Regions from separate parts of the Homo sapiens genome. Here all the other regions are linked to region 2. The links are chromatin contacts, found by Hi-C or POLR2A ChIA-PET in ENCODE. All regions are on one chromosome and are shown on one strand. Each heading gives the region's core, a stretch centred on a gene start or an enhancer-like site at or near the end of the contact. The rest is flanking DNA. Distances are from core to core; before and after follow the strand shown.

Region 1 (3,275 bases), core at 577-3,076, 2.1 Mb before region 2:
CCCTGTAAATTTCTCACCTTTTAGATTTTGCTGATTATATCACTGTGGTGTCATTTAACATGTTCCTCCATTCCCTGTATTTTCTGTAAACTGGTAGTTAGATCTAGTGGTCTGATTAGAATCACATTGAATTGTTTGGCAAAGATACCTCATAAGCAAGACACAATCAAGGACCCTAAGCTTAAGATTACTTCTTTCTAGAAGATGAAGTCTCTGTTCCAAGCTCACAAAGCTAATAAAGGACAGAACAAGGCCTGGAATTCAATATTCTGCCTCTAGGTTCCTGTCCTTCCTCCCCATCACAGGATTTGAATCTAGTCTCTCCTCCTTGGAATGGAAGGTTGTCATTAAATCTTCTACCTCCATTATGACAGAAGGAGCAAGAGAGGAGCAGTGGGAAGGTTCAAACCTTCCTCTGACATACGGCAATATTTTTATTTTAAACAGATGCTGTGGGGAGAAGTCTCCTCAAGCCTGGGTGGGGCTATGCACAGTCTGCTTTTGCCAGAGGACTGGAAGCACTTAACACAGAACTCTGGCACAGAGCATCATTCTTGTTCCCCCTCTCTCCTTTTAAACACTGAGAACCAATTTACCTGAGTGAGTGCCGAAAGGAACATTTCATCCCTTTGCCTTACTCATTTTAATCGGAGGGAATGAGGTGTGTGTTCTTGCTCGCTGGCGGTGCTAGACGCCCGAGGAGATGCATGGAATTCCTCTTGGGTGAATAGGAAATAGAAAAGGAATAGCTAACGAAGGTGGCAACTATTCTGTGCCCTTTAGAAGTAAGTGCTTCCTCCTCCCTTCCTGCTACACTCAGCATGCAAACCCCAGAACCAAGACTGTATAACACAGGTAAATGGAAATATTCCCATCACAAGAGGAAGAAACCCACTCCCTACCCAAAACAAGGGGTAGGAGGCAAAGGTGGCTCAAATGCACAATAACAGTGAGAGCCCACCTTTATGGAATACTTAAAACACACCAAATACTTTATGCACAGTGACTCATTTAGTCCTCAAAACAACCCTGAAAAGTGGAAAGCAGGTGCTTCTATTTCCTGAATCTGCAGATAAGGAGGAATGTGAGATCACACAGATATTATTTTAGTGAAGGCAGAATTCTAATCCAGGCTTTTCTCATTTAGCGTCTGTAGCTTCACCATTAGGCTACAAAATTAGCTAAATTAAGATACTTATTTGGGAGCGGATAGCAATTTAGAAGGGAAATTTTGTTGGGTTTAGGAGTGGCTCAAGTAATACACCTTGGGATTCCTGGCCTTTGAGGACTATCATCTTCCATCTTACCGTAGGTCTCCAAAATCCATTAAGCACATTTCACAGGTGCAGGGACAGAAAGTTTCCACAAGGAATTGACTCTGGAGAAGCAACAGTTAAGCACTCTCTAGCTGTCTTCCTGTCAGATCAAGGCTTCTCACTCAAAGGAATGTCAGGAACCTATGTGGCACACACAGCCTTTGTGTGAATTCGAAAGTAGCACCTCTCCTGGGTAGATGAGTGGCAAAAATCTGCTCTTTCTGGGAGGATCCTTCTGGAAGGGTAATATCCACACTAAGCTTCACTGCTTGGCAGGGGTTGGGCCAGATTTCAGCCCCTTTCATACCCCTGCAGCCAGGTTCAAGAGTGCAGCAGAGCCCTGGTAAGCCAAGCTCCCTTTCCAAGCCAGGACTCTGCACCTGTTAAGCCCAAGTCACTCTTGCTGAGCTGTTACCATCTTTGGTGGTTGTTTCACGTGATTGTGGTCTCCTGTCAGCTCATGAGAGGGCAGAACCCAATTACTAGATTACTCAGAGTGCTGGTTTTCTTTTTCTTTCTTTTTTTTCTTTTTTCACCGCACTCAAGGCTGTGGCAGCCAAAATTTCCCTCCATCTCCCTGGTTTGACTCAACGAAGCTAGGCTGACATTGCTGTACATAGACTGCTAGGAGACTGTGACCATACTACACCATTTTTTCAATAGCGCTGACCAATTTCAATGGCTTGATTTTGTCATCGGATTGTATAAAAGAGCATGAAAAATAATTGGCAGTGGATAAACATTTTTCAGTCCACACTAAAAACGTAAATGTGAATCGATTACAAACCATGGGGAAATAAATTTGGTCAAAACTTAGTCATTTCGCTTTTGGAAATTTGTAGTAAAGAAATAATGCTAAATGTAGAAGAAAAACAAAAACCTCTGTCCACAAAGATAGTCACTACTGCGTTATTTGTATTAATACTAGGGAAAGTTGGAAATTAGCTGTCTTTATGGGAGAGCTTGTAGGTTAGGTAAATTATGGTATTTACCACATAATAGAGTTTTACAGCATTTTTGGAATTTGTGTTTCTGAAATGTTTGTTGGAACATATATAATGTGTATGTTGTTACAAGAAAAAATGTCAGGAAGCAAATAAATGTAAATTATAATCACAACTGTGTCAATAATGCTTAGAAAAATTTAGAAAGAGGACACACTAAAGCAGTCTTATTAAACCTAATGAAAATAACTACTATTTGTTGAGTTTTTGCTGTGTGTGAGGTACTGTGCTCAGTGTTTTTACATACATTAATTCAGTTTATCCTTCTATTAACAACTTGTGGTAAGTACAATTATTATGATTCCCATTTTATAGATGAAGGAATTGTTGCAGAGCTAAGTTAAATAACTTGCCCAAGTCATGTAGCAGAAAATGTAAAAGCTGGAAGATGAATCCAGGAAGCCTCAACAGCCACGCCTCCTAGCTGTTTGTCAGCTAGTTGAAAAATAGAACAAAAGATAATATGGAGAGATATCATTAAAAATATTACATAGAACAGGTTGAGCCTAGAATATGATGGGGTAGTGTTACAAGTACCCAATAACTAAATGGAGGAAGTTCTGTTTACCCAGGTAAAGATAATACAGTTCAAGCATCAATAACTGCAGTAGACTGAAGCACATCAATATTTGTGAAGTTACAGGTTTAAAATTACTCAGGAAAAAAACCCTCATCGGACACGTTTAGAGAAGCTAGGAAATAGCTCATTTCGCTGAAAACTGGTAAATAGAAAATAACCAAGCATTTTTCCTGCTTTTACTGTGCAAAATTTAGGGTAACTAAAGAGTTGATGAGGACAAATTTCCTTTAATGGAAATATTCCACATAACGAACGAAGCAGGAATAGTAGAATAGCATCCCCATAAAATAAAGGATCAGGCAAGAGATATTAACATTACAGAAACAGACATAACCAGACGGTATGTACTCCTGGTGGGATTATCACACCACTGCC
Region 2 (3,221 bases), core at 502-3,001:
CTTCTGGAGGCCAACGCAGGCGAATCACTTGAGGCCATGAGTTTCAGACCACCCTGGCCAACATGGTGAAACCCTGCCTCTACTAAAAACACGAAAATTAGCTAGGCGTGGTGGTGCATGCCTGTAATCCCAGCTACTCAGGAGGCTGAGGCGGGAGAATGGCTTGAACCCAGGAGGCGGAGGCTGCAGTGAGCTGAGATCGCGCCACTGCTCTCCACGCTCCAGCCTGGGCGATACAGCGGGGCTCAGTCGAAAACAAAAACAAAAACAAAAAAGAGAGAGATAAAAAAAAAGAGAGAAGTATGTGAGAATTTGGAGAGGGAAAAGGGAAAAAGAACAAAAGAAACACACACACACAGAGAATGAAGCCAGAAAAGAGCCACATAAATAAAATTCCTCCTATAAATGCTATAGGAATCCAGAGAAAAAGTTCCCGTGGTTTGGAAAATGTCAATAAAACTTTCCTGGTGGAAATGAGGTCGGCTATGAGGTATTAAGTTCAAAAGGAACTGGATATTTGGTGTCTCTAGTAAGACAGAGCTGCTTCAGAGTCTCCCCAGGGAAAGACGGTGCTTTGGGCAGGTAGTTAGTGTGGGTGAAGGTGATGACTGAAGAATCCTAAGGGCCCAGGCTTGTGGGAAGCCTCTCTCTTTCCGCACTTCACCAATTATCTCATTTTCATAAGGTCTGCGCTTTCCTTAATTGCTTCACTTCCATCAACAGGAACAGGGGAAAGATAAATACATTTCACCTTTTAATGAAGAGAATTTCAGGTAGTCTGTGGGAGATGTTTATAAAAAAAAAAAAAAAAGCTGGTAGGGGGCAGTGTCTCACGCCTGTAATCCCAGCACTTTGGGAGGCCGAGGCAGGTGGATCACTTGAGGTCAGGAGTTTGAGACCAGCCTGGGCAACAAGGCGAAACTCCGTCTATACCAAAAATACAAAAAAAATTACCTTGGCTGATGGTGCGCGCCTGTAATCCCAGCTACCTGGGAGGCTGACGTGGGAGGATAGCTTGGACCCAGAGGCGGAGGCGCAATGAGCTGAGATTGCCTCACTACACTCCAGCCTGGGTGACAAAGTGAGACCCTGTCTAAAAAAAAAAAAAAAAAGTAGTTGGTCTGTGAACTCACTTGCAAATAACTGGATTTTACGGACGCTTAGATATTTGGAGGTCCACAAGGGTTCTTTGGGATCCCCTATTTTCCTTCGCTGCCTCCTTTGTCAGAGTCCAACTCAAAGGGGAAATGCCCCTCTGGGATCTAACCGCCACAGGTGCAAGAAGGAGCAAATTTACATAGAAGCAGCCTGGGGAAAATAGTGCCCTAGATGAGTCTTCAGTTTGGGAAACGCTGAGCTAACACTTTAAGTACTTGGAAGAGTAATACTAATAATCAGTCGTGGCGAGGTTCCGCCCATTTGACATTCAACCCCCCATGAGTGCGCACAGACAAACCCACTGGCCAGGAGGAGCCAACACAAGGTCCTGGGCATCTCCGTCCCGGGAAGGTGGGTAATGCCCCTGTCGCTCTGGGCTCCAGGGCGCGCCCCCGCAGCTTCCCCAGCGGGGTCTGACGCCTCCGGGCCGAGGTGCGCCAGGTGGCGAGGGTGCCAGGCGCGGCCAAGTCGCGGCGGTCTGAGTCAGTCACCCAACTATGCTGCGGAACCAGGGAGGCCGGCTGGGCCGCCCCCGCCGTTGAGCTCCGGCTTCCCCCGCGCGGGGCGCCTGCTCCCCGCCCCCGCGGGCGGAGAGGAAGCGGCGGCCGAGGCGAGGCGCGGGAGCACCTGAGCAAGGCGCGGGCGCCGGGCTCGGCGTTTCCGGAGCTGAGCGCGGGTCCGCGGCCCGCGCTCCCCGCCTCCAGGTGCGGCGGCCGCGACACGCCGGCCCCACTAACAGCGCCGCCCGCGCGGCCGCCGCCAGGCAGCAGAGGCGACTGCGGACAGCCGGCGGGGACCGGGAAAGAGGAGGCCTGGCGCCTCCGGCAGAGGGGCGAGGACCGAGCGCCCAAGGCTGGGAGAGACGCCGGCGCTGAGCTTCCCAGCGCCGCCTCACCTCGCTTTTCGAACTCCGCGACCCGAGCGCAAGGCGAGTACCCGGGGCCTCGGGAAGGCTGGGCCGGGATGGCCCACGCGGGGGTGGGAGGACCCTGTCTGGAGGGGCTGGGGCTTTTCGACACTTCACCGGGTAAATTTCCTCAGCGCAAAGTGCTCGGCTCTGGTGTCCGCCCCTTGGATTTCGCTCCCGCGTGTGGGCGTCTGAAAGGAAACCAGAAGCCGGTAAGTGATCCAAGAACTCCACTTCTGGGATTTGACCCGGGAGGGTGAGGATCCGGATAGACAGCTGGACACTCCCTCCATTCCTCTCCCCTACCTTTAAATAAGAAGAAGCTGTAGTGAGTTTCAGGCACCAAGTTATTTACTCGGTAGAGATCATGAATTTGCCCGGGTGTCTGTGCTGCCCCGCACCCTGCTTGTTAACCACGTTAAGACGACTGGCCTGTTAATTAACTTTAATTACGATCATTTGGCTTCCACCTGCCTGAACCCGATACCTTACACGGGAACCTGTATGATGTGAGTTTACCAGATTGATCTTTCTTGTTTACTTTTGGAGACAGTTCTCTTGGGAGAAGTGGTGTCCATCCTATTTAATAAAGTAAGTTTTACTTTATCTAATTCTGGCTTGTTTTCTTAAACACCTCCTACCTTGAGGTGATCTGGAGTTATTTTGATTTGGGGAAAGGGTTCGTGGATTATATAGCCTTTGATAATTAGAGGAAAACACAAGAAAATAAGCTAATTTGTGTGGAATAATGACATCTTAGGGTGTTGTAAGTAGGTATCCTGATAGCAAATTCTTTTTTTTTTTTTTTTTTTTTTTGCAAGCTTGTCCTTGAAGTAGGCTGTTCAGTAGAATACAGCCTTCGGTTTAAAAAAAATCAAGAAGTGTATTGAAAATAAGCTATTTTTAAAAGTACATTTAATAGGATGTCATTGTTATTACTCATAATAGTATTGTACTTACAAGCTCAGTATTGATTTATCTGCACTTAAGCACTCTACACCCCCACAGGCCCATGGAACTTTGCCCGTAAGTAATTGGAAGATAAAAAGCAAGCTAACTTTTTTTAAGGAAAAAAAGAGAAATACCTTTAAACTCTTTTTTTTTTAACTCTTATTTATGACTTCCATACACTTACAGGAGAAATATTGAGAGAAAA
Region 3 (3,276 bases), core at 528-3,027, 2.9 Mb before region 2:
CCCGAATAGCTGGGATTACAGGCACACGCTACCACGCCCGGCTAATTTTAAAAATATTTTTGGTAGAGACAGGGTTTCACCATGTTGGCCAGGCTGGTGTCGAACTCCTGACCTCAAGTGATCCACCTGCCTCGGCGTCCCAAAGTGCTGGGATTACAGGCGTGAGCCACCGCACCCTGTCCCAATGAGCATTTTACATGCTAAAGAAGAAATTCCCCTCTATTGAAAGTAGAGGTGGGCTATGATCATGGGACATAAAAGTTTTATAGAGCATAAAGAAACTCATGAAGAAAGAATATTTAAAAGCATCTTACTTTTGCAATTTTGTGACCATTTCACCCTGGAACTCCTTCATGCAAGTGAGAAGTCCTTAAACTTGAATTTCATTACCTTCAATGGCTGACTTGCCTCTAGCTGTGATTTCATATTATTTTTTTTCAGTGGAGCTCTATAGATGCTCCACATACCGTGCAGAGGAAAAACTGCTAGTTTCACAACCAAAAAACCAAGACTTAAATTTTGTTTGTAGCTTATTAGCTGTAGGGCTTTAAGTAAGTCGTTTAAATTGCCTCCAGCAAAAAATTCTCAACTGTAAATCATGAATAATAACTCTTCACTTCTAATATTTCATAAATTGTAAAGAGCTTTAGAAATAAAAATGGGAGTTATGATTACTGGTCCGTCAATTCCAATTTCCACACTAATAGCCACGAAGAAGCATGAGGACATCTAAAATAATTTTAAAATTGAGCCTTCCAGCCGGGCGCGGTGGCTCACGCCTGTAATCTCAGCACTTTGGGAGCCCGAGGTCGGGGGATCATGAGGTCAGGAGAGTGACAGCATCCTGGCTAACACGGTGAAACCCCATCTCTACTAAAAATACAAAAAATTAGCTGGGTGTGGTGGCACGCGCCTGTAGTCCCAGCTACTCGGGGGGCTGAGGCAGGAGAATCGCTTGAACCCAGGAGGTGGAGGTTGCAGGGAGCAGAGATTGCGCCACTGCACTCCAGCCTGGGTAACAGAGCGAGACTCAGTAAAAAAAAAAAAAAAAAAAAGCCTTCCATTTCTTTGCCAGAGCAGAGCAAGGGGGGACTGCTCTGATAAATCAGAAAGTGGGGTGAACAAGAAGCCCAAGCCTAGAAACCGTGCGTGCAGAGGATGAGGCACATGAGCGTGAGACCTGAGTTTTCGGGTGCAGATTTCCCGTCAATAATGTACACTCGCTAGCAGGTGATTGGACTGGTCACAGGTAATACATTTTGAAGTTATTCTTTAGGAGGCTTTTCATTCTTTTTAAGGCGCTGGGCAGCTGCGCGGCTTGCCAGAGGCTTAGCCCCAAGAAATGAGGTAGCTCGTGACATCGGACCCAGTCAACTTCACAGCGACCCTCCAAACGCGTTAACTCGACCAGTTCTTTCCGCGTGCGAAGCTGGGGTATCTTTAGATCCAGTCCGCTCATTTCGGCCAGGGAGGGGTTCCCACTTTCTGCACCGCTTCTACGGCGTCTGCAGTCCCCAAAACGAGAGGCCTCTCTCTCCGCCCTCTCCTCTCCTCCTATTTTCTTTCCTTTCTCTCGTCCCTTCAGCTTCGCCCCCGCTCTCTCTGGCCACCTCTCTCTCTCTCTCTCTTCCTCATTTCCAACGAACTCAGAAGGGAGAGGGACAGATATCCTCTTTTAAAAGCGACCAAGGGCCAGTAGTCGCGTTTTCCCGCCCCACCCCGGGAATTTGTAAGTTATTTACCTTCATCTCCACGCTCGAGCCGCTACGCGAACTATGAAGTACGCAGGCGCACCCGGTCTCCACCAAGCAGGCTACCGCGTTCCCGTCACCCAGGAGACCGCGCGAGCAGCGACCAATCAGCGAGTGCTAATTGAAAGGCGGTGCCTCGAGGGGCCGGGCCAAGCGCACCGCCCTCTGCGAGGGTGGGTGAGAGGCGGAGGGTGGAATCACATGACATCAGAGACGCTAACCCTGGGAAGTTGGGCGTCGCGAGGCCTTGCTGAGCCTCGGCTTCCTGGCTGGCTCTGATTGGATGAGATTCGTCCGGGAGAGACGGGCTCTGTGAGCCCTCAAAGGCGCGTGCGTAAATTTTGGACCGCGATGACTAAGATGTCAGTGCTGGCCAAAGGGGGCGCCGAGAAGCTGAAGGAAAGAAGACGCAGAATGTTAGATTAAAGGAGGCAGGATGGGCTAAATACTCCTATACAGTCCACGCAAAGAGGGGTTGGACGAGCTCGGGTATATCTTTTTTTCTTCCAGGTTTCTGGGGTAGAAGGGAGGAGGCATAAGAGGTACAATAGTTTATTTCAAGGTAGGGTTGTTGGTGCTTTTTTTTTTTCAGTTTCACCAAAATCTTTTTTTTTTTTCAATGTCAACAAAATGTGCTAGCTAACGTGGGCAGGAAAAATGAGCTCCAATAGTTTTCCTTTAGAGTTTGGATCTGGCAGCTTTTCCCCAAGTATAAAGCCCTGTTGTACAGTATTTGTGCTGCATTATTTATAGCATGAAAGTGCATCTTTTACCCAAGCGTCTGAAAGTGTTGAAACAGTCTACCTTTTGCTTTTCTTTTCGACATCAGGTAGGAATCTGATTGGCTTAGAGAAAGTTAATCAATGATTTGAAATAACTAATAATGAATGTTTGCAAATTCTTAAGTAGGGTGCTATGCCTTTGCACTGGGGTTTTCAGTTACGTTACGACAGGGGTCCGGATCCAGACCCCAAGAGAGGGTTCTTGGATCGCGCGCAAGAAAGAATTCAGGGCGAGTTCTCAGTGCTGAGAAAAGCAAGTTTATTAAAACACGTAAAGTGGTGAAAGGACAGCTACTCCATAGACAGAGTAGGACATTCCTGAAAGCAAGAGAAGGGACGCATCCACCCTAGGTACAATGCTTGTATATATGGGGAGATGTGCTCTGCTACAAGGGTTTGTGATCAAAGATTAATTTTCTTAATTATTTTGCAGGAATTGATATTATTATCTTTAAAGCAAAATTAGGAATGCCTTTGTTCTCCAGATATCCCGATATCTGGGTCTGTTTTAGTAAACATTATTAATTTATTCCCTTAATCGTAAACATCTAGAGGCGAGGAATGCCCAAATTCTGAGAATTCAGCCCAGCAAGTCTCAGCCTCATTTTCCTAGCCCTCACTCAAAATGGAATCGCTCTGGTTCAAACGCCTCTGACAGTTAGGTTAATTACTTAAATTTTTACTGAAAGATTCCTCTGCTGAAAGGGTAACCATTTAAAAATAGCCAGAGCAATCAGTTCTTA

The links. A loop is a pair of places that touch in the nucleus more often than their neighbours do. ChIA-PET counts read pairs that join two places held with the same protein, here RNA polymerase II (POLR2A). Pooled maps may share reads with other maps.
Region 1: a map with no recorded cell type shows a loop between it and region 2 (7-fold over the local background). The contact joins the enhancer-like site here to the promoter of ARAP2 in region 2. A Hi-C loop is called at or near these places in 2 of 37 single-sample maps with no recorded cell type and 6 of 50 pooled maps. POLR2A ChIA-PET finds 5 or more read pairs at or near these places in 1 of 52 experiments (activated CD4-positive, alpha-beta T cell).
Region 3: a loop to region 2 is called in a map of CD8-positive, alpha-beta T cell, with 17 times the contacts of the local background. The contact joins the promoter of WDR19 here to the promoter of ARAP2 in region 2. A Hi-C loop is called at or near these places in 2 of 168 maps with a recorded cell type or tissue (CD8-positive, alpha-beta T cell and naive thymus-derived CD4-positive, alpha-beta T cell) and 5 of 50 pooled maps.

Annotation. Positions count from the first base shown.
Region 1 is chr4:38,309,127-38,312,401 of GRCh38, reverse strand. No RefSeq gene overlaps it. Among named protein-coding and RNA genes, the nearest start is that of LINC02513, 56 kb to the left of the region's middle. RefSeq lists enhancers at 1,698-1,857, 1,868-1,997. Within about 2 kb of position 1,826, at least 6 of the 41 ENCODE cell types and tissues checked have a DNase peak (open chromatin) inside an H3K27ac peak, as active enhancers do.
Region 2 is chr4:36,243,044-36,246,264 of GRCh38, reverse strand. ARAP2 (ArfGAP with RhoGAP domain, ankyrin repeat and PH domain 2) reads left to right here and starts at 1,751. Exons shown (of 33, transcript NM_015230.4): 1 at 1,751-2,086. It overlaps LOC439933 (a long non-coding RNA gene), which reads right to left and starts at 2,149. Exons shown (of 5, transcript NR_122079.1): 1 at 2,054-2,149; 2 at 955-1,093. RefSeq lists a silencer at 1,376-1,955.
Region 3 is chr4:39,181,030-39,184,305 of GRCh38, reverse strand. It overlaps WDR19 (WD repeat domain 19), which reads right to left and starts at 1,777. Exons shown (of 37, transcript NM_025132.4): 1 at 1,743-1,777. The coding sequence starts at 1,748. RefSeq lists enhancers at 739-808, 1,509-1,658, 1,783-2,077, 1,929-2,108.